2 separate regions of the Homo sapiens genome follow, and region 2 is linked to region 1. The links are chromatin loops, found by intact Hi-C in ENCODE. Cell type or tissue: B cell. All regions are shown on one strand. Links, peaks and the distances in the headings refer to the core of each region. The heading gives the core; the rest is flanking DNA.

What was found. A loop is a pair of places that touch in the nucleus more often than their neighbours do. Peaks named below come from ENCODE experiments on the same cell type or tissue, not always from the same donor. Only the 100,000 strongest peaks of a DNase experiment are listed, where the experiment ranks them.
Region 2: a loop joins it to region 1, with 7 times the contacts of the local background. A loop is called at or near these places in 2 of 110 quality-filtered maps.

The regions. Positions count from the first base shown.
Region 1 is chr3:23,881,507-23,894,074 of GRCh38, forward strand. It overlaps UBE2E1 (ubiquitin conjugating enzyme E2 E1), which reads left to right. Exons shown (of 6, transcript NM_003341.5): 4 at 6,061-6,193; 5 at 7,606-7,753; 6 at 9,003-10,134. The coding sequence ends at 9,100. NKIRAS1 (NFKB inhibitor interacting Ras like 1) reads right to left here. Exons shown (of 5, transcript NM_020345.4): 5 at 8,445-11,831. The coding sequence ends at 11,589. Among named protein-coding and RNA genes, the nearest start is that of NKIRAS1, 29 kb to the right of the region's middle. RefSeq lists an enhancer at 1,274-1,858. In B cell, for the core only: CTCF peaks have their summits at 7,309 (motif pointing right) and 7,513; a DNase peak (open chromatin) is centred at 7,305; H3K27ac peaks cover 1,236 bases.
Region 2 is chr3:24,178,114-24,190,193 of GRCh38, forward strand. It overlaps THRB (thyroid hormone receptor beta), which reads right to left. Exons shown (of 11, transcript NM_001354712.2): 5 at 11,961-12,080. It overlaps THRB-AS2 (THRB antisense RNA 2), which reads left to right. Exons shown (of 4, transcript NR_121667.1): 4 at 11,462-11,843. Among named protein-coding and RNA genes, the nearest start is that of THRB-AS2, 33 kb to the left of the region's middle. In B cell, for the core only: CTCF peaks have their summits at 7,992 (motif pointing right) and 8,192; a DNase peak (open chromatin) is centred at 7,988.

The DNA.
Region 1 (12,568 bases), core at 2,919-10,918:
GGGTTTTTTTAAAAAGGCACAGTCTTATACTTATTTCTGTAACCCCAATCATACTTTGGTTGGCTGGTTTTAAAAAATCATGTTACACAAAACTGAGATGACCCAGTTTAGAGAATCCCAATTAAAATAAGTGCTCAGGTGAAGACAGGGTAGACTTAATGCAAAATTATGAAATGTACTTTTCTGCTCCCATTGTGTCCGGAATTGGTGGGTTCTTGGTCTCACTGACTTCAAGAATGAAGCCGCGGACCCTCACGGTGAGTGTTAACAGTTCTTAAAGATGGTGTATCCGGAGTTTGTTCCTTCTGATGTTCGGACGTGTTCAGAGTTTCTTCCTTCTGGTGGGTTCGTGGTCTCGCTGGCTTCAGGAGTGAAGCTGCAGACCTTCGTGGTGAGTGTTACAGCTTTTAAGGCAGCACGTCTGGAGCTGTTCGTTCCTCCCGTCCGGAGTTGTTTATTCCTTCTGGTGGGTTCGTGGTTTTGCTGGCCTCAGGAGTGAAGCTGCAGACCTTCGCGGTGAGTGTTACAGCTCACAAAGGCAGTGCGGACCCAAAGAGTGAGCAGCAGCAAGATTTATTGCAAGGAGTGAAAGAACAAAGCTTCCACAGTGTCAAAGGGGGCCTGAGCAGGTTGCCACTGCTGGCTCTGGCAGCCTGCTTTTTATTCCTTTATCTGGCCCCACCCACATGTTACTGATTGGTGCATTTTACAGAGAGCTGATTGGTTTTACAGAGAGCTGATTGGTCTGCTTTGACAGGGTGCTGATTGGTGCGTTTACAATCTCTGAGCTAGACACAAAAGTTCTCCAAGTCCCCACTAGATTAGCTCCACACAGAGCACTGATTGGTGCATTTACAAACCTTTAGCTAGACACAGAATGCTGATTGGTACATTTACAATCCTCCAGCTAGACGTAAAAGTTCTCCAAGTCCCCACTTAACTCAGGAGCCCAGTTGGCTTTGCCTAGTGGATCCTGTGCCGGGGCTGCGGGCGGAGCTGCCCGCCAGTCCCGCACTGTGCGCCCACACTCCTCAACCCTTGGGCAGGCGATGGGACCGGGAGCCGCGGAGCAGGGGGTGGTCCCCATCGGGGAGGCTCAGGCCACGTGGGAGCCCACTGCAGGGGTGGAGGGGAGGCTCGGGCCTGGCAGGCTGCACGTCTCAAGCCCTGCCCCACGGGGAGGCAGCTGAGGCCTGGCGAGAATTTGAGCCTGTTGCTGGCAGGCTGGCACTGCTGGGGGACCAGGCGCACCCTCTGCAGCTGCTGGCTGGGGTGCTAAGCCCCTCACTGCCTGGGGCCAGTGGCGCCGGCCGGCTGCTCCGAGTGCGGGGCTGCCAAGTCCACGCCCACCCGGAACTCTCGCTGTTCCATGAGCACTGCGCGCAGCCCCAGTTCCCACCCGCGCCTCTCCCTCCACACCTCCCTGCAAACAGAGGGAGCCAGCTCCAGCCTCAGCCAGCACAGAGAGGGGCTCCCACAGTGCAGCAGGGGGCTGAAGGGCTCCTCAAGCGCGGCCAGAGTGGGCACCAAGGCTGAGGAGGCACCAAGAGCGAGCGAGGGCTGCCAGCATGCTGTCACCTCTCCCCATCTTTTCTTTAGTATCAATTTCAACCCTCCTTTTCCCAATTCAGGATTTTCCATACTCTAATCATTTGGATTAATAATTTAAATTACATACCATTCTATGGTACACTTCAACCAGTATTTAAAATTAAAGTTGTATTTCTTGTTGTGGAACCAAAAGTATCTTCTGGAGGAGACAGGAGATTATTAAAGGGTGTACTTAGGTGACCTGAGGGCAAACCTGGTCAGTCATTTTATCGAGAAATAGGTGGGATGCTTGAACAGCCTCAAGTAAAGCTGAGTCTTACTCCCTATTCTTCTGACACTGGCCTTCTTATAGAGTTGTTAATATTGTCCTCCACCCCTGGGGATGGGACTGCCTGCCCACTTTGTAGACCAGCAGATCCTAACTTTTCCAATGAGAACTTAGGAAACAAATAAAATTGTACGCCCCTGCATCAGAATTTTTCTGTTTTATTCTCTGATTAAGAAAGTACACATGATAAAAAGCTACCTGAATTCATCCAATAGCAGCTTTAAGTGACTATCTAAAACTTGATATTCAGGGCTGAGCATGGTGGCTCACACCTGTAATCCCAGCACTTTGGCAGGCTGAGGCAGTCGGATCACAAGGTCAGGAGTTTGAGACCGGTCTAGCCAATATGGTGAAACCCCAGCTCTACTAAAAATACAAAAATTAGCTGGGCATGGCGGCGCACACCTGTAGTCCCAGCTGCTCCAGAGGCTGAGGCAAGAGAATCGCTTGAACCCACGAGGGGGAGGTTGCAGTGAGCTGAGATCATGCCACTGCACTCCAACCTGGGTGACAGATCTCAAAAAAAAAAAAAAAAAAAGTTTGATATTCAGGTAACAATGCTTGGTCTTTTCCAGTGGATTCTCAAGACCATTCACAGTAATTCCTGAGGGCCCACAGGTTAGGGATCCCTCACTACTGCATTTTCTTCAGGGTCAACTACATTTGATATTATTTCACTTAGCATTTAATTATTTTCATGTTATATTGCACCTTTATTCTCCAGTTTTGAAGTTTAATACAAGTGTAATACGTTTTTTGTCATTATGTAGTTGTACTTGATTTCTTTTCTGTTTTGTCTACTTTTTTCTGAACTTTCAAAAAAATTAACACCTAAATTGCAAACAGATTAGAGAGATAGCAATCTTAATTGGATTTCTGGTTATATCACAGGTGATAAGCTATCACAGGTGACAAACTGTAAAATGTTCAAACTTATGCTCCTAACTGGTTGTCCCACTAGTAACCTGTAGCAGTGGTTCCCAAATGCAAACTACCTGCTTAAAGGTCATTGTTGTGGGTGGGGCACTTAAATATATGGATTCTTGGGTCCCCTCTAGATATTCTCAATCATCGGGCCTGGGGTGGGGTCTAGAAATCTTTAGTCTTTAAAGTTCCATCGATTATTTTGATGCACAGTGAAATTTGGGAATCACCAATTTTCTGTACAATCCATAAATCTGCATGTAGTGACATACTGGTAAACCTTTATTTTTTTTGTATACTAAAGGACCAGCAGAATTGGGCCCATGCCAACATGTCACCTCTAGGGCCTAGACTGCCCTCACTTTTGTTTTTTTCTAGGTTGGTTTCTTAGCACTACCAAGTTGAACATGAACAGTACGACTCCTGCCTCTAGGAGGCAGCTTGGAATATTGTCAGTACTGGATTTTAGAGAGCCTGGCTTCTGTGAATGAACTCTTGGCCTTGGTTCCTCATCTGTAAAAAGATTTTAGAGTAGCCTTTTGCCTTTAAGTGTTTACCATAAACTAGATAAAAGAGCATTCCCCTTTATCTGCAACCCCTGTATTAGTGTTATTTTCATATATAGTCCACTTTTCATTAACTGCACTCCAGGTGTCATAGCTGTATCAGCCAGTGTCTCTAGACTTTCTTCAGTTTGCTATAACAAAGTACCATGAATTGGATGGCTTATAAACAACAGAAGTTTATTTCTCACAGTTCTGGAGGCTAGAAATATGAGATCAAGGTGCTGGCAGCTTCAGGTCTGGTGAGGATGCGTTTCTTGGTTTCCAGACAACTGTCTTCTTGCTGTATCCTCATATGGTAGAGAAAAGTTAGAGAGCTTTTGAGGTTCTCTTTAAGAACACTAATCCTTTTCATGAGGATTTCTACCCCCTAACCCAGTACCTTCAAAGGCTCCACCTCCTAATACCGTCACATTGAGGATTAGGATTTCAACATAAAAGTTTCGAGGGGATGCAAACATGTAGGCAGGTAGGCAAACTTATGATGACCAAGAACCGGTTCTAACCTCAGGAAATGAAGCAATAATGGTAATATCATTTCACTGGAGAAGTTTCTGCCTGTTTCCAGAGGGAGAGGGCTGATTAAGAGCTCTCCCTACATTCCACCTTGTGAAAATTGCCATCAGATATCGTGTAAAACTATGAAGTCATCTTTTTTAAACACAAAGTATGACTTCATGGTGTAGACAATGTTTAAAAAATCTCTGGCCGGGTGCGATGGCTCACACCTATAATCCCAGCACTCTGGGAGGCCGAGGCGGGCGGATCACCTGAGGTCGGGAGTTCAAGACCAGCCTGACCAACATGGTGAAACCCCATCTATACTAAAAATACAAAATTAGCCAGGCATAATGGCGCATGCCTGTAGTCCCAGTTACTCAGGAGGCTGAGGCAAGAGAATCGCTTGAACCCGGGAGGCGGAGGTTGCATTGAGCCGAGATCGTGCCATTGCACTCCAGCCTGGGCAACAAGAGCAAAACTCCGCCTTAAAAAACAAACAAAAAAAACAAAACAAACAAAAAAACTCTCTCTGTATCTAAAACAAACTTTTTGGTGGCTTACACTTATAATCCCAGCACTCTGGGAGGCTGAGGTAGGAGGATTGCTTGAGCCCAGGAGTTCAAGACCAGCCTGGGCAACATAGAGAGACCCCCATCTACACAAATTAAATAGAAAACATTAGCCAGGTATGGTGGTGCATGCCTGTAGTCTCGGCTACTCAGGTGGCTAAGGTGGGAGGATCACTTGAGCCTAGAAGTCAAGGCTACAGTGACCCGAGATCATGCCACTCACTGCATTCCAGCCTGGGTAGCAGATCAAGACTCTGTTTCAAAAATAAAAAATAAAACAAGTTTTTAATAGTTTTTGGTAATACCCATCACAAAGAGATATTAAAGAATTAATAATAATGGTGATCACTGCCGTTTAATGAGAGATACCCATGGGTGTGTTGCTCTACAGTTTCCTTCTTTCTCTCACTTAATTCTGAAAACATTCCTGTGAGGTGGACAGTGTCCGAGCTCTTTCTGCCTCTTGGCCAGTTTGGGCCCTGTTCTTCCCATTACCCGCTATTCGGTTGCCCATATTTTCTCCCTCCTTTTTTGCCATGTCATGTTTTCTTCCCCAACTTGTATTCTCCTCTGCTTTTCCTTTGTAATAAGCTCATTCCCCTAACCTGTTGCATCTCTCACACCAAATTTCAGACCAAAAGAAAAACCTGTGATGGGTTTGGGGAAAGTATAGGCCCATGGGTAGGCTTTTTATTCCCTCCCTCTTCATCTCTTCTGTCTCTTAAATGAAGGCATCAGACTTTGTAACCAGTTAGCAGAGGGCATCTTGAAGGAGTTTGTCTTGTTCAGCATCAAAACCCCTGACATTTAACCCTCTGCCTAGTACATGGGCATTCAGTAAGTGAGTGAATAAATCCAATTCACATCGTACATTTATTTAAAAGAGTAGTTTTGCTGGGTGCGGTGGCACTCTAGAAGCCAACACAATGCTTTAGAATGGTATTGTGGCCAAATTATGGTGTACCCAAGTGTATGTAACAGTGATTTATGATAACAGCTAACAGGGTTGGAGGAATGTCTCAAGTATTAGTATTTAGAGAACCCAATTATAGAATACACATTGAAATGAAAATTGAATAACCTGTAACTGGATACTTACCATTCTCCTCCCACCTAACATGGACATACTTTTTACATTATAAACCATCTATTAGATTCTTTTAAAGGTGAGATTATGGAGATAGAAGAGCAAGGAAGAGCCAGTTAGTGGGTCAGAAAATGAAACTTCTGTGCTTAAAATGGTCATAAGTGATGTAGCTGTGAGCAAAAACTGCTCGCATTTGTCACTAATTTCGCTTCTAGGTGCTGAGATGTGTTTCCCATTTTAAGTATTGTTTACACTTTCCTACGTGTCCAGGAGAGTTTTGAGAATTGAGGAAAGTTTCCTGCTTATTCGTAGCTAGGTAGGCTTAGAATGGTTTTAACATTCTTTTATCATCCAGTTTGCTTGACCAATGGCTATGGGTTTGTTGCAGTTCTGCATCCGTTTCTGTACTTGTTTTGTAAAGAGAATCCACACAGTAAACAAAAGAGAGGAGAGAGGTAATCTTTCCATCTCTTTTAATACACTGTAAAAATTGGGATAGTGCCACCATCTGCTTATTTGTTGACGTATTATTCACAGTGCTGGTCCCAAAGGCGATAACATCTATGAATGGAGATCAACCATTCTAGGGCCTCCAGGATCCGTGTATGAGGGTGGTGTATTCTTTCTCGATATCACTTTTACACCAGAATATCCCTTCAAGCCTCCAAAGGTAAGAAATCTCCCTGTATGCTCAAATTTACTAATTCCCACAAGAGAGCAACTGTTGAGGTTTTTCTAAATTTAATTTTTAATCACAGAAACTAGATTTATCTTATGTCCTAATAGATCTGAGTATTTTAACATATACAAAACACTTCTTTAGGTTGATTTTGCCTTATCTGGCAGAGACCATTCTAGGATTAAGTGCTTTGTTTTGATGGTGCTTAAAATTGTGCTATTTATAGTAATATTGTCAGCAACCTAGAATTAATCCCCTGTTTTCCAGCCCATAGAGAAATGTTTTTGAACCTTTCTCGAGGTTAAAAATGGTGTCAAGCCAGGTGCAGTGGTGTGCACCTGTAGTCCAGCTACTTGGGAGGATTGTTTGAGCCCAAGAGTTTGAGTCCAGTCTGGGCAACAAAGCAAGACCCCAAAAAAAGGCAGGGCAGGTCAGGGGGCCAAACAACTAGAGAATCAGAATCTCTTCCCAAAGCTTTGGATTCTGTTGTGCTCCCTGTCATGTTTTGGTCTTGTTCCTTTACCTCCAGGCCTCAGTTTTCTTTCTAGGACAGGTGAGGATTGCCCAAGTCACCCATCTCCTGTACTCAATCTATGATTCTCATTCAGTCAGAAAGAAAACCCCGTCTTGGGGATTAGGTAGACTGCCAGATAAAAGTACAACTGCAGCAACAAGAAGTAATCGAAAGTCACTTTTTTAAAAAATTGGTAAAATTACAGGTAATTTTTACTTTGTGTTTTGGTATATTTCACAAATAAAAATTAAGAGACCCAAATAACACCAGCTTATGTGACTTGTGTTCTGCTGTGGTCCTTGCCCATTACTGGCTCTGCATCCATGGACACTCGATTATATAATAGTAAATTCTGTGATGTAGGTAGACAGGATGTCTATAGGACCTGATGTAACGGTCAGAAAAAAGCAGAAATAGACTTCTCTTCAAATTTTGTTCAGCCTTTTGGGTGTAGTCATTGTTTGCTAAGTATGTTGTTTAATTATCTTTATGTACCCATTATGTTGCACTTCAGTTTTTAAGAGGTATTTATGATTCTCAGTATTTTAAAGCTTACTTTGAGGCAGTGTAGTACTACCAGCTAACACAAGAGGTCAGCAAACAATTAGCTATTCAAACTTGGAAATGTTAATATTTAAAAGATTTAAAATTGCTAAAGATGAAATTAGGAAGTACTGAACTTACCGTCAGTGGACATAACATTTTAAATGAAATTGACACAGTCCCTGAGATGGTATCAATGAACACTTTCTAATCAAATTTATTGTCTATCTTCTTGACAGCTTTAATTAAAACTGCTTTTAGTCACCTTCTTAAGGGTCATTCAGTTGAATATTTAGTAACAAGTTTGTTTGCTGTTTAAATATTGTCTGTCACTTGTTTTTTTTAGGTTACATTTCGGACAAGAATCTATCATTGTAATATTAACAGTCAAGGTGTTATTTGCTTGGACATATTGAAAGATAATTGGAGTCCAGCACTAACCATTTCTAAAGTCCTCCTTTCTATCTGCTCACTTCTTACAGACTGTAATCCTGGTAAGGTTCATAATTCTTTACCTTGTTTTATTCTTCCTTACCTGAAAAATACTTGTTTCCAAAAGCTTTCAAAGGACAAAACTAATTTTTCTGCACAAGTTTGTGAATACAAAAACTAATCGGCTTTTCAAAAGAAAGTTTTAATCAAGTTCAGTCTACTAGTTGAGACACACAACTTCATTAATCAGTATATTCTAGCAACAAGGTATTTTAAACTGAAGACTGACGTAAGTTTGCCTTGGGCTTTTAGTTTCAATTATTCTTCCTCCTTTTTTTTTCCTGTTGCTTAATTTCCCATAGAGTTCTTATAAAACAAATCAGACACTTCTAAATGTCGAGTCATCTGCCTGGCAAGCCTCACCTGTGCCTCTGGGGTTCAGTGAGCATGTGTCCCATAGCTGGTCACTGAGATGGCACTCAATTTTGAAAATGGTAGTTGTTAAATACTTAGTGACTATTGAATTGTGACTTTTTTGGGACTTCATTTCATTTAAAAAATATTTTTCTGTAGTCACAGCTACTAGGGTGGCTGAGGTGTCAGGATTGTTTGAACCCAGAAGGTCAAAGCTGCAGTGAGCCATGAGCATGTCACTGCACTGCATTCCAGCCTGGGTGGCAAAGCGAGACCCTGTCTCAAAAAATATATATATATACACATATGTATATATATACACACACACAGACAAATATATTTTCTAGGTAAACCAAATATAAATTTATTAAAGATCCTAAGATTCAGAGAAATACTATACTTAATTGGAGGTCCAGGTTTTGCCTGGCAACCTGGCTCTTTAACCAGCGTAAAGGTTAATAGTGTTGCACTGCAACAGCCCCGAAGACTTCACAGTATTCACAATGCCGTTAACTGGTGACATTGAGCTAAGGGTCACATGAACACAGCTGGATGTTCATTGCAGTCTGAAGCCTTGACCGTTCCAGTCTCTACTGAACTCAGCCTAACACATAAGAGTAAAGAAACTCCAATTGAGTGTTGTTTGTTGGGAGAAAAATGGAATGAACTAAGATAAAGACAGACCAGTACACTAAAGCCTAAGCATTCCCTCTTCCCCCAACGTTATGTTTTTTTGAAATTTTGATGGAAAAATATCCAGCATGGTGGAGTGGTGTTTCGAAGATGGGTTTGATCACACATACTTTGTCGTACGTATCTACCCAAGCTGTCACTATTCGCTAAAGTTTAAAATGTTCTTTTCCTTTCTCCAAAGTAATCTACATTCTTTTCTTCCAGCCGACCCCTTGGTGGGAAGTATTGCCACTCAGTATATGACCAACAGAGCAGAACATGACAGAATGGCCAGACAGTGGACCAAGAGATACGCTACATAAATTGGGGTTTCACAATTCTTACATTATTTGTCTGTCACAGAAGAGAGCTGCTTATGATTTTGAAGGGGTCAGGGAGGGTGGGAGTTGGTAAAGAGTAGGGTATTTCTATAACAGATATTATTCAGTCTTATTTCCTAAGATTTTGTTGTAACTTAAGGTATCTTGCTACAGTAGACAGAATTGGTAATAGCAACTTTTAAAATTGTCATTAGTTCTGCAATATTAGCTGAAATGTAGTACAGAAAAGAATGTACATTTAGACATTTGGGTTCAGTTGCTTGTAGTCTGTAAATTTAAAACAGCTTAATTTGGTACAGGTTACACATATGGCCATTTATGTAAAGTCCCTCTAAGACTACATACTTTTTGTTTAAAACAAAATTGGAATTTGTTTTCCCTTCTTGGAAGGGAACATTGATATTTAACAGAGTTTTTAGAGATTGTCATCTCATATATATAAAATGGACACGTGGCTATAAAACACCATATAAGAGATGAGTAGTGCGTTTTATTTTATATGCCAATCTACTTTGTTTAAAAAAGGTCTGAATCAGGACTTGTGAAAACCTGTAGTGAAATACCTTAAGCTGTTAACTAACTGTAAGGCGTGGAATAGGAGTTGCTCAGTGGATTGGTTCTATGTTGTGGACTACTTAAGTCTGCATTTGTTACTGTGCTAATAAACAATATTAAAAACCACCTAATAAACACTGCTGTGTTCATTTACTTTTCTTTTGCCTTTTGGTTGCCATTCGCAGATTCTTCTGAAATCGATAGGTATCTGCTTCTAAAACAAGCTAAAAATAATGCATATTTAGTAGGTATTAGTTAGTTACCTATATTAGGATCTGTACTTTACACAGCTGTAGATGAGGTATCCTAGAAAAGGTTAAATAATCTACCCCATTTAGGCTTCAAAGACGAACCCTACTGCATCTTTTTAAAAGCATTTTCTGACTTGCAGATGCTGTAGTAGCAAGTACATGAGAAATGGGTTCCGTCATGGATAAATTGGTACCCTGCCTTAGGGGGCATTTTGGCAGTACATGTCCTGACCCAGCAGTTCTGTTTCTGTATGTCTCTTTCAGAGAAACTTATCTGGATACACATACATTCATTACAGAATTTAAAAAGAATTGGTAACTGTTTGTACTAATATAGACTAAGTTGCATTAGTAGGAAACAAAGCAAACTGGAAGGTACTTATTTAAAAATCATTATGAAAGCATTTGTCCATCTATGTAACATGCATGGGTGGGAAGCTAGATTAATATTCAATAACCGGGGGAAAAGGGTAAGGGGGTGAGTTAGTGTCTGGTAATTTTTTTTTACCAAAAAATGAATTTATGATGAGAAATTTTGAAGAATTATACTGTAGCAGCAATAGCTGATTTGTAAGTATCGTCTTTTATATGTAGTAGTTCTTCACTAGAGCTCATGAAAAAAGTATTCCATTTAAGATGTTACAAATTACTTGATGTTTTAATATGTTCTTTGTTGAATAGCTTATTTTACATTTCAGTCAAAATAGTTATTTCACAGGTGAAACCACTAAGTAGCTTACTTCCTACCTTTTAAATTAATAAAGTTACAGTCAGCCACATTGCTTGAGTCTTGCCAAAATCTTTAGAGAAACAACACAAACTCAGACATCTAAGTCAGATCAAATTAGAGCCCAATATTTTTGATACTTTTATTGTATATGACTAGTTTTCTAGAAAACTATTCCAGAAGATACAGTCTTCCTTCCAGAAAATACAGCTTTACTGTCCTTAAGTGCCTAATCATTTTCAAGAGGAGGAGCAAACAGTTTGCCCTCAAGTATCTGGTCTATCAACAGGGGTCTGGCTAAGGAAAAAACGGCCTTAGAGCGTGATGAACCTACTTAACACTACCTGGTACCTCAACTCATGCTAAACATTCTAATTTGAGCAAAGCTAAATCATGGGTCTTAGTCTGTTTAGCAAAATCTCCACAAGATGAAATTTAGCTTACTACCCCAAACTGTTCAATGTTTTGGGTCCAATTTAGACACAAAAAAATGTTTTATAATCCTAGACATTAGATTAATGAACTTTTTAAAAACAAAGTCATGTTTGGGCTTAGAAGTTTGCATAATGTTACACAGAATGATTATGATATCTTCCGAAACAGCTTGGGGTTGGGGGGAAGTTACACATAGGTGCATTTGCATAACTATCCAAACTATTTTACTGTTTTCACAAGTACAACATAAATAACAAAGGTGCTAATTTCAAAGACAGGTTTCAAACAATGAGAATAAGAATATATTATTTCATATCAGGCAATAATAACCTTAGCCCAAATACTTTTAACATCTAAAGTGCATTAATTGACTTCCTTAGGAATTTTCCTAAGGACCAAAGGTAGATACAAATGGCCTATTTTAAATAGTAATATTACTCCATGTTCACAGACACTTAAAGGCAATCACTATTCAACATACAATTGTGGAAATTACTGATTTTTAGTTCTCAGAATTAGAGTTCCCTTTGTTTTTCCTCCCAGGCAAAGGAAAGCTTGATTTGCTCTGGGGTTGAGAAAGTTTACTGGCTAATAAAGTGAATGGTTCAATCAGAGTTTTCCGATCTGTAACAGTCACCTCCCACAGTCTTACTTTCTCACTTTTTGCCCACTGCTGTGCCACTTCAGCGTCCACTTGTCTCTGCTCAGAAAGGTCGATTTTGTTTCCTAATACCACAATTGCTACCTGAAAGAAAACGGATTGAAAAGATCATACTAGTACTTTGCCAACATCAGTTCCTGGGCAAAATGGAGACATAAGGAAAATTGTTCCACTTAACAAACCTGCTTCATTAAACTGATTCTCAAGTGTGACTGGATATTAGGATTTCACCTTACTCCTTAATGCATTTTTGTTAAAAATGGAGATGCTCGGCCGGGCGTGCTGGCTCATGCCTATATTCCCAGCACTTTGGGAGGCCGAGGCTCGTGGATCTCTTGAGGTCAGGAGTTCAAGACCACCCTGGCCAACACGGTGAAACCCCATCTCTACTGAAAATAAAAAAATTAGCCAGGCGTAGTGGTGTGCGCCTGTACTTGGGAGGCTGCGGCAGGAGAATCGCTGGAACCCGGGAGGCAGAGAGGGTGCAGTAAGCCGAGATGGCGCCACTGCACTCCAGCCTGGGTGACTGTGCAAGACTCCATCTCAAAAAAAAAAAAAAAAAAAAAAAATGCAGATGCTCTGTAGTTTGCTAACTGTAAAAAAAAAAAAATTAGCTCAGGTATGAATGGAAGATGGACTTGGGAAATTGGCATCTAGGATACAGACTGGTTTCAATGAGTCTGCATTTCAGTTTGGCTACACTTGATGTATGAGAGATTTGCAACATAGTACTTCAAAACAAGACAGCTGGAGCTGTGGGAGTTCTGTATCCATGAGAACAGGAATTGTTGTGTTCACATTATTCACAATACTAAAAAGGT
Region 2 (12,080 bases), core at 4,081-12,080, 300 kb after region 1:
CTTATTAGAGGACTTTAGAAAATATACTTTCTTCTAACCCAGTAAGATAATGAGCCAGCTCACCAGTAAAGATCTAGGCCTGCTCACACTAAGATATAAGTGGTTTGGAAGATTGAAAACTATTTCTGCATCATATAATTAAATTCAAAATTTTATAGGAACAAACACCGTATCATACAATTTTTTAGTATCTCTGTCCAAAATGTATAATCTGATTCTAATCATGAGGAAAGGCTGGGTGCGGTGGCTCATGCCTGTAACCCAGAGCAAAGGAGGCCAAGGTGGGTAAATCACTTTAGGCCAGGAGTTCAGGGCTGCAGTGAGCTATTAGCTCACCACTGCACTCCAGCTTGGGCAACAAAGTGAGACCTTGTCTAAAAAAAATCATGAGGAAACATCCATCAAACTTAAATTAAGGGACATTCCAAAATAATAATCAGCCTGTATTTTGTCAAGAAATATTTCTTCAATGGTGTGAACGACAAAGAAAAACTGTGAAACGGTTCCAGACTAACATGAACCTGGAGGACATTATGCTAAGTGAAATAGGCCAGGCACAGAAAGAAAAACACTCCATGATCTCCACTATATGTGGAATGGAAAAAGCTGAAATCGAAGCAGACTAGAGTAGAATGGTGATAACTAAGGTCTGCAGCGGGGAGGGTAGGTAGAACAGATAGATGTTCGTCAAAGGGTACATAATTTCAGTTAGATATTGCTAAAATGTTCTCACCACAAAAAATGATAAGGATATAGGTGATAGATATGTTAATTAGCTTGATTTAATAATTTAAAGCTGTATAATGTGGCAAAACATAACATGTACATGATAAATACATACAATTTTTATTTGTCCATTATACTCTAATAAAGCTGCACAGGTGGTGGGAGGAAGAAGCAGACTAAAGAGATAAAAAATAAATAAATAAAATGAATGATCCTGGCCTGGATCCCAGACCGGAAAATAAGATTGGTATAGAGGACAATTGGTGGTGGCCTCTCCCAGCCCTATCTAGAGGAATGAAGCCTGTGAAAACCCCTTAGAGACAAGTCCTCTCTCCAGCTCTGGTCCTCACCTCAACTCCCCCTCCAAGGGGGTGGCAGGAAGGATAATTTGTAAAATGTAAATAAAGTCTGTAGATTAGAAAATAGTAGGCATCAACGTTAAACTTCCCAATTCTGATAATTGTGCTATGGTGTCCTAAGATAATTTCCTTAGTTTTAGCAGGTATTTAGAGTTAAAAGGGCATGATGTTTATAACTTACTCTCATATGGTTTGCAAATGACATAATAATAATATGTATATATGCAAACAAACACATACAGAGAATGAGAAAAGAAATATGGTAAAATGTTAACAATTGGTGAATCCAGGTGAGGGGTATGGGAATTATTTGCACTATTACAACTTTTTGGTAAACCTGAGATTAATTTAGAACAAAATATAAAAAGGAATTTATAGGTCTGCCTGAGGAGCTCTTCCAAGAAAACGTACAATTTACTCAACCTTGAAGACTTAGTGGTCCTTTGCCACCAATTTTATTTTTCCACTTCAACTCTTAGAAACAGAATCCAACTCAGAAAGTAAGCAGATTTTCAATAAAACAAGTAATAACAAATAGCTTTTGATTCATTAAAAAAGGGGGTCAGATTGATTTGCATAATTTTATTTTTTAGTAGTGATCACCAGGCTTATATTCCTGATATCAAAAAGTCTTAAAAAAATCATAGAACGGGCATTCATTTCTTTTTTTGGGAGAACAAATAAGACTCAAGCATAGAATGATCGCTTCAAAGGAAATTTAAGAATGAGCATGTCGTGTGTAAGATAACAAGGAAAAGGTAACAAGAAAGAAATTCCCTATGTTTTGTCTTAAATATTAAGTGGGATGAACCCATTGCAGATACCTGTTTCCCTGGAAACCCATTCAATTGAAATTGCTGCAAAAATTAACATGTATTATTTTTCCCTTAAAGGGCAGTAGCTTCTTTTACTTACACAGTTTTGACCTTTAGTTTTGACCTTTAGTTTTATATCTTAGTCTTATTATAAGAAGTTATTTCCAGAACTAGGCAAACAAAGAGCTGAATACATATCTTTTCATTAGTCCTGAGGCTTAACTAAAATAGTATGGCCTTTATAGCTGTACTAGATGTCTGAGGCAACTATGGGTGGTTGGGGTACAATCTGCAAGTCATAGAATATTGCAGTCTAGACTAATAAACCATCAACCCACACATGATATTCTGACTCAAATGCCAAGTGTCTTTATCATATAGACAATTGAGTTAAACAGTCACATATGCAGCACAGCTCTGTATTTTAAAAGGCAGTAAAGTTGAATAAAGTCAAGTCCCTTATATAAGCCCATACTGACAAATGTCATGGGGACAGAGGTTCACAATATATAATAATCCTATGTCAGGTCAGTGCCATGGAGAATAGCTCTGGACCTTGGAGAATTTCTGACTCTAATCTTACTTGAAAAGCTCAGCTGTTTCTGAATTTCTGGGACCCGGGCAGTGTGGATAGAGGCTCATATTTATTCCAGTTCAATCAAGAAGGCTGAACTGGCCAAGACCTGAAAGACCAATCTGTAAATACAACTCACAGAATTAGCCACAGAATAGAATAACTGGAGAGATAAACCAGCCCTATGCCAGGGCAGGTTGTAAGCACAGGTGATACGGTTCCCCCATGTATGTGCTTCCTAGACTGCAATGCCACTATCAGAGGCTACCTTTGGCATGAGGTCGCTGCATCTCCAGGAGTACTCAAAACTCAAAGCCTCCCTGCCCTGGAGAGGTAAGGATGTAAGTCAGTACTGGTCACCAACACCTTCAGGGGAATAAGTTTTTTTTATGGAAAATGAGAATGTTTTCAGAATGTGAAGAGGGAAGAAGCCTAGACTTCGTAGAGACTGAAAATGGGTTTGGATAGCCTGAAGACTCCTATTTTCCTGGGAAAAAGATATCCTCAAGGGAAGTAAGGACACTGAAAGAGATGGTTTAAGGCAACTGATTTCCCAACTTATCCTGGAACTGGTCTTATGTTTTCATGATGATCATAGCTTGTTTTAGGGGGCTGGTAATGATTTAATATATTTTTCCTTGTCTTCCCCACAAGGGAAAATATGATTATCATATTGGAGGGCCACTTTAAAAATGGAGTGTAGATTCATCTATTTGATTTCTTTGTGGTCAGTTAATCTCTGACTACATTCTTTGTTGGAGAGAATTATTGATTTAGCCAAGGTTAAATAGCTGGTAAGCGTCAAAGCCAAGAACCAATGGTCATCTGTTCTAAACATTCTCCTATGTGTTTACTAAGTGCTGGGCAAAATCCCTAAGATACGATGCAGCAGGCCAGCTGTGTAAGGTGAGGCCTTTGGGGATATCTTGATAGCCTATGATCATTACGTCATTCACACATTTGTCTAGATTTGGCTGGAAACTCTTTGTAGTTTAAACCTACGCTCAGGGTCAGCCCTTGACAAACAGTGAGATAGGTGACATTTGTCTTTAGAGCCTTGACAATGAAGTGAGTGCTGCTCACAACCTGACAAGCTGCACAGTATTACTTGTTACTTGGCAGTCCTGCTCCTTATTATTATTCTTTTCCTTCTCTCTTATCCCTTGCTATCCTTACCCTGTTCATGGCCTCCTTCTAGTCCCATTCTTTCCATTGTCTTTATTGGACCCTGCCAAGAGTAAAAGGAATCTTATCCAATTCATCCATTTGGAGAAGCTAATGACTTGATAAGATATTCAGCCAGTAAGTTTGCGTTTTGAAAGACCACAGTGGGGCCAGGTGCGGTGGCTCGTGCCTGTAATCCCAGCACTTTGGGAGGCCAAGGTGGGCGGATCACGAGTTCAGGAGATCGAGACCATCCTGGCTAACACAGTGAAACCCCATCTCTACTAAAAATACAAAAAGTTAGCCGGGCGTGGTGGCGGGCGCCTGTAGTCCCAGATACTCGGGAGGCTGAGGCAGGAGAATGGCGTGAACCCGGGAGGTGGAGCTTGCAGTGAGCCGAGATTGCGCCACTGCACTCCAGCCTGGGCGACAGAGTGAGACTCCGTTTCAAAAACAAAACAAAACAAAAAAACAAACAAAAAAAAGAAAGACCACAATGGAAGGGCAATGATAGAATTATAAGCATTCAGGGCAACTTGTAGGAGATGTCCTGGGGAAGGGAAAGACTGAATTCCAGTGATCACCTACGATGTCTTTGTAAGGCTGACCCTCCCAATAATACCTTTCCAACTTCAGTGCTAGGTACATTAGCAATCCACTTGTATCTGATTTTGTCTGAAAACTACCTGATGGAAGAGTCAAGGGATTTGGCTATTACATCTGTTCTGCCTGCGTCCGTAATATTCCTGGCTTTAGAAACTTCAATCCTGCCAGCCACAATATAGTGATTATTCTGACGTGGGCATTCTGCATTCCTAATGTCCAATGTGGTTCTCATAGTCTTTCTGGCTCATTGTAAGAAAAATAACTCCCATCTATTGAGCACTCACTGTGTCCCATGAGATCATTTAAGAGCTTGTTTCTTTCCACAATTCTGTGAAAGAGGGTCCACATTTTACAGACGAGAAAACTGAGGCTCAAACAAAGTGACTTGCCCAAGTTTCAATGGCTGGTAAATGGCAGCACCAGAATATGACCTCGGACTGTATAAGTAGATACGTGCTGACCTCTACTGCTCCCATCACAGCAAGTCTGACCACCCTGCATCTTTACCTGACAGTAGAGCAGTATTTCCTCTGCAGTTTCAAATTCTTTCCTTTGGGTCTGGAATGTTCTTACCCTTTAAAGTCATAGGGGATTATAACTGTAGAGAGCTCTGACCCTGGGGCCAGATTGCCTGAGTTAGAATTCCAGTTCAGCTACTTCATTTTCCCCTTGATTTCTTATTTAAAGTTTTAAATTTTAAAAGAGTCTGAGAAAAAAAATACTTTGGTTGTTGCTATGGACTTTTTTTTCAACTGTTTATGCCTCTACTAGAGCTGTGCACATGATGTTTTGTTTGGCGTCCCTTCATTTATTTTTATATAGTTCAATGTATTTCAAGGTCAGAAAGGGTGGCAAAAACTGGAGGAGGTGGGCACAAGGCTAAGAGGTGTGTTTATATTCTAAGAACAGTTATCATTGTTTAGTCTCTCCTAAGTGTCAGGCACTATGTTGGGGGCTTTATACATATTATCTTTCATCTTTTTTCTTTTCTTCTTTTTCTTTTTTCTTTTCTTTTTTTTTTTTTTTTGAGACAGAGTCTCACTCTGTCGCCCAGGCTGGAGTGCAATGGCGCTATCTTGGCTCACTGCAACCTCTGCCTCCTGGGTTCCAAGCGCTTCTCCTGCCTCGGCCTCCTGAGTAGCTGGGATTACAGGCACACGCCACCATCCCCAGCTAATTTTTTTTTGTATTTTTTGTAGAGACAGGGTTTCATCATGTTGGCCAGGCTGGTCTTGAAACTCCTGACCTCAAGTGATCCACCTGCCTCGGCCTCCCAAAGTGTTGGGATTACAGGTGTGAGCGACGGCGCCTGGCCTTTCATCTTTTTTTTTTTTTTTTTTAAATTAAATCCTTCATTGAAATATCTTTCATCTTTACAACAAATCTGAAAGCTAGATATTATTCCTCTGTTTAAAACTAAATGGACTGAGGGTTACAGAGGTTAAAAAATTTTCCCTGAGCTGATGATTTAAAGAGCAAGAAATAAACTGAAGCCTAACTGTAAAGCATATGATAATAACATTAAACAAATTTATGCACATCATTATTCATTAATACATTCATTAATATTTATTAATACGTTCTTGTAAAGATTTTTGAATGTGGTTGCATATGGAGTTAATCCTTCTTATTCCGCCCTTTTCTAAGGTATCTACTGAAACAAGTTTGATGTATATCTGGGAACTTTTTTCTGTGCACATTTGTAAACACACAATTATATAGACTTTTAACGTTATAAATGGGATTACACTATTCTTAATGCATGCTTACTTTCAATAAGTATTCCTAAAATCACTTCTTTTAAAAAAGCCTGTTTTTAATTTTTCTGGTGAATGCTTTGGATGTACCACAATTTATTGGAACATTCCCCAGTGGACAGACATTTAGATCGCTTCCAGTTTATCAGTAACAAAAAACAAAGATGCAAAGAACATGTTTGAACAGACTTGTGCCCTGTGTAAGTATTTCCCTGGGACAGAGTATGATGAGAGGTATGGTTGGGTACGTCTGCATCCTTTGGCGTGACAGACACTGTTCAGTTGGCCTTGGAAAGCGTGGGGTGGTCCATCCTCTGCTCTGTGTGCATCTCAACGAAAACTGAAGTTAGATGAACCAGGGCCTTGAATTTCTGATATCTACCTCCCTTTGACATTGCTGTTTCCAGTTTTTTGTTTTTTCTTCCCTCCAATCTCGTGAGTAGCTTTTCTCCCCCTTGGCTTTCTATTTCTGTCTGCCCCAGTATACGTATGGGGTACTCGTCCCTGCCTTTGAAGTATCAAATCACACAGCTATCTGACATATGCCCACAGTGGGGAGAGAGCCATCGTTCTCATGTTGATTGCTAAGGTTCCCAGAGTGCCCTTGAGGTATAAGAATCACTGGCACTCTCAGTTGGGACTGCAGATCCTGATGTATGATGAGTGGGGCAGAGTAGAGAGCAGAGATGGATGGAGCAGATGGTAGTACTGGCGGAAGGGCACAAGCTTTTTAATCCTCCACCTTTTAAAATACTCATTCACCTGGAGATGCCCTTGTATTTTACTTAAGGACAAAGATAGCAATCATCTGCTGAAAATGTGAATGTCTAACATGAAGGATTATAATGCACACAATGACTTGCATTTATGTCTCCAACTTTTAAGACACTTTGTTATTTTGGTAAATGAGAATGGCACATCATTTGAAATTGTCATCACTGATTTGATTCATTTTTTTTGTCTTTATGAAGAGCATGAATTAATAGTTTTCCCCTTTGCTGACATAAGATATTGTTTAAAAAATTACTTTAACTTGTCTAAATCTTGAGGACTGGTTTAATAAAGTATGATACATCTATAAAGAAGAATAATCTATAGCCAATGAAAGTCAGGACTCAGAATATTTAATGACATGGGAAAATGTTCATGATATATTGCTAGGCATTAAAAGCTGGTTAAAATGGTATGCCTAGTATGATCCCAGGTTTATAAAAAATACACATGCACAGAGAAAAGACTGAAATGTAATAAGAATGTGCAGTGCTTACCCTTGGGGAATAGAACTTCAACTGATTTTAAAACATTATTTGCAATTTTAAAAATTTGTAGAAATTTTTTTTCTACCATGAACATATATAGGCTTTTATAATGAGAGGAAGTAACTTGTTCTTAAAATTATTTTAACTGATTCCCTCTTGCCTTCCTGGGTATCTGAGAATCAGTTTTAAAAATATTAAGCACAGAGACATTTCTGTGAGATCACTGATGGCTGCTCTCCTTTTTCTGAGTCCACCAGGGAGGTGGGTGAGTCCCTGCCTTGTTTCTCCCCTTGGGTTTCACTGTTTCAGGGAGGTCCCTGATTGACATAAAAGTGTAAAGGCCTGACTGCCTGGGTTCAGCAGGGCTGGTTAGGTCCAGCTCCAGGGATCCATGCATCCGTCTAGAGCCCATCCTTGTGGGACTGGGGAGACCCTGTGGTTCCCAGAGAGAAGTACAGTAGGGCATGAGAGGGTAGAGGGGTGAAGCCTTGTAAGACTTCAGGGGAGGATCAGGGCCCCAGTCAAACAGTGTGGGGTTCTCAGAAGGGCTCAAGTCCCAGGGTGATCTGTTATTAGGCAGTGACTAAGCAGACCTTCCAGCTGGCAATTGAGATAAGCTAGGCCCAAAGACAGGCCCAACCAAGAATGGAGGGACTCAAGTGGCTCCCCACGTGCAGTCAGGGAAGGGAAGAAAAATGCACATTTCCTAAGTGCCCACCAGGTGGCAGACCCTTTCCTGTGCAACGAGTTGAAGAGTATTTTCAAGCTCGTCATGATACCCAGGTATTAAGAATCTGCACTGGGCTGGCAAGAACATAGAAGGCTGGGCCCCTCTCTAGAGATTCACTAGTCTGGGTGGGGCCTGAGAATCTTATTTCTACCAAGCTCCAGGTTCTCCTAGTGCCACTGATTGGTACTACCACACTTTCAGTAGCACTGGATATATCGTCTCAGACTGGGAAGGGAGGAGGAGGACAAGGAGTAGGATGTGGTCCTTATGGCTGAGCAATTGGTTCAAATTGTGATTAAAGTGCCAAGGAAGTGTGGCATGGAAAGAGCGGGTGTGGGTGGGTGGGGTGAGTTGCAGAAGGGAATGGGTCACTTGCTCCTGGTTAAAATAGCCTCTGATACTCCAGCAGATTCAACAGAGATCTGTTGTGAGATCTGCAACAGAATGTAAGGGCTCTTCCATAGCTCTCATTCTAATTAAATGTGTTACCAATTAATTCACTTAGGATGCTTACAGCAGACAGAAGCATAGGTATATGCAGGTTAAAATAAAAGCAGTAAGGCCGGGTGCAGTGGCTCATGCCTGTAATCTCACCACTTTGGGAGGCTGAGGTGGGTGGATCACCTGAGCTCAGGAGTTTGAGACCTGCCTGGCCAACATGGCGAAATCCTGTCTCTACTAAAAATACAAAAATTAGCTGGGCATGTGGTGCATGCTTGTAATCCCAGCTACTCAGGAGGCTGAGGCAGGAGAATTGCTTGAACCTGGGAGGTAGAGGTTGCAGTGAGCCGAGATTGCGCCACTGCACTCCATCCTGGGCAACAGAGCAAGACTCCATTTCAAAAAAAAAAAAAAAAAAAAAAAGCAGTATTCAGAACAAAATGAAAAACAAAACCTTAGATAGCTACCCAAAACCCTAAAGAAACAATATTTAGAGTACTATCAACTATTTGAAGTGAAAGACTATTTTAAAAATCTGGTCCATTATGGAGCAATACATGGTTCTACTGCACAGGACTTTTACATAGTTCAAACCACATGTGACTGACCAGGCAAGTTTGACAATCCCCAACTAACTGTCTATATCCTGTTCAGTGAAATGAATTCACTGATCATGCATTTGGATGCCAGTGGCAATGTCAAACTGCTATAAAAGTTCCTAAAGCTTACTCTCAGTTTCTGTATTTGCATCAATAGAAATGGTAATAACCACTTTGCAGAAGAGTGCCAGTCCCCAAACCACGCTTAGAAGTGCACTGGTCTAGCCTGGCTAGATGACTGATCTGGCAGATGGGCTCACTGCACAGCTTCAAGGAAGTCAATTTGTTCTTTGGATCCTGTTGTGCAGAATTAACTTTTGTATCCTCAGGACTATTTTGTTCGTATCATTTCTACATGGGGTCCTTGGAATAGGGCTAGTTGGATGTCCTTTTGGCCCTGCTGCCATTTTCTTATGCTTGGACATCAAGGGCAATATCCTGTATACAGTAGGCACTCAATAAACACCGATGAGTGAATGCATAGATTACTAGCCCAAGACTGAGATGTCAAGCATTCTTGTGGGATACACAGCCATCTAGGAAATAAATGCCCAACATGGATGAACATCAAAATATAACTCTCTTCATAGTAACTATATAGAGCTGACAAGCAGAGCAGATGGAGAACCAACTCTATAAGGAAAGACTGTATAATCTTGTTGCTGTCCTGGACTCACTGCTGCCTCACTCAACACATGTGCCCATTTTGAATGAATGGTATTTATAAGTTTCTTGGACCAAGATGACACAGGTTTCCTGGTGGCATTTTTATGCTGAACCAAGGCATTGCCTCATGCCTATGTCAAGGTGGACCCTGGTGGTTACTCTGGAAAACATGGGAGAGTTATTTTAGCTGTTTTCCTGTTAATATTAGGATCTTGAGGAAGGACTTTAATAATTTAATTATATTTTCTCATTACATCTCTGACTTTCAGTGAAAAAGAGTTGAATGAATGCAAAATAAATTATCAACTCTAACGTCCCTGAAGCCTCATGTCCTACCCCACATCTATCTGAAATTCTCCTCTTGCTTCATTTCTTACCAGGCTCACAGCATAGTTCAAAGTATTTATATGACTTAATAATGCATACCTAATAATAAGGATCACAATAATAATGACAGTTGCTATTCAGAGAGCACTATAAGTCAGGTACTTTGCTAAATGCTTAAATACATCATCTTATTTAATTGTATTAACAATCTTATAAGTTTGCTCAAGGACAGAAAGTAGAAAGGCTAGGATTCTAGCTCAAATAGATCAGTCTCAAATATTTGTGGTCTTAACCACTCTACTAAGCATCTTGTATTCAAACAGAGACTGTTTCCTTTTGCTTTTAAGATGCATAGATTTATTTTAAATGATTGATAGAGACATAGATGGACTCTATGAATGAATAAATGAATGAATATTGGTATCAATTGTGAGTGAATCAAATTGGGTTTATGACATTATTAGATCACAAGGATGCTAGAGTTTTCTGTTGGCGTTTCACCGTAAACTGACATGGTTTTAGTGCCAGCCCATACAATGTTGAGATACAATCTGGCCACATACGCTAAGAGTAAATCTCAATTGTATTGCAAACAAATGTATTTTGCGCACGCACACACGTGCACACACACACACACATACGTCCTACATCCTGACTCCTTTGAAAAACTTTATTTTGCTTTTTTTTCTATATAGCCCTTTCAATTTCTCAGATCTCCTCAAATATATATATATATATATATATATATGAGAGAAAGAGAGTCCAAATACAAACCTTTCCAAAGGGACATGTATAGTTTTGACTGCACTCAAATCAGAGCTCAGAACACTATTTCACTATTACTTTTGAATAACTCTATTTCCAACTGAAACACTCAATTTCCCAGGTAAACTGGTAATTCCCAGGAGCTTTCAAAGCATTTTCAGAAAACCTAAAAGACCAGTTCTTTTATATGAAGGATAAATATAATCATGTGTATATGTTCAAAGTAGAGCAGCTGTGTAAGTCCTTCATGCCTTGTAAATGGGAGTCTTTGCAAACTTTATTATGTTTTGGTATATGATTGTGAGATTTTCAAAACACAATTTAAAACTTTACCATGAGTCACAATCCTCAAAGAAAAACTAAATAGACCCCCCCTTTTCTTTTAAAAAAGAAAAACCACTAAACTGAAAAAGAATGGGAAATTAAATGAACTTAGACATTTAAAGATGCAAATTGATCTCTTGGACATTGAAAGACACAAATTGATTTAAGAAGCAAAGATTTTGGGGAGCCCTAAGACAATAAAGCGATCAGCACAAAGACATCTGTCAGGGTGGAGGCGACCTGAGGTAAAGAACAGTTAAATCTAATGCAATCAGGAACTTAGGCCAGTTTAATGTTTTTTTTGCCTTATGAGCTGACAACCTCCTAACACCATAATCTCTCCTTTCAGGATGATGACACAAGGATTTAATGAGTAGAAGACAACAACTTAAAACCTCTCATTTGAGCATGAATTGTCTAGGTTAAAGGTAGGCATTGAGATCCCATTAGCTACTGGCACACTTGGGAAAAGAAATGTACACATGCACAGACACACTTTAAAGCAAGACTTCATAAAAATACAGCGATGCCTGTTTCTACTCAGACCCAAAAATGGAATTAAAGCCAAAACTTACAACCCCTCTACTAATTAGAGAAGTAAAAATGTCTTCACCCCAAGTGTCCCAGCACAACGTGAAACCGAAACAAGCTGCCTTTCTTTGGATTCCACTTATTTATTTATGTTTAAAAGAATATTTGAAGAAAAGGACGCCTAGTAAAAGAACAGTTGGAGAAAACATGGGACACCATACATTGGAAGAGAAATGTAGATGAAGTACACAGCTACAACAGGGATATTTTTTTTCTTGTTGAAACACATGATAATGGGCTAATAAAAATCTGGTTACCTTTACATTTCTTCTCCTCCGTTTGGAAGGTCTGGGCACTTGAGACACTCTGGTCGTTCACATCATCATGGTCCAGATGGAATATTGAGCTAGTCCAAGTGGTCTGGATGAGATGTGGCG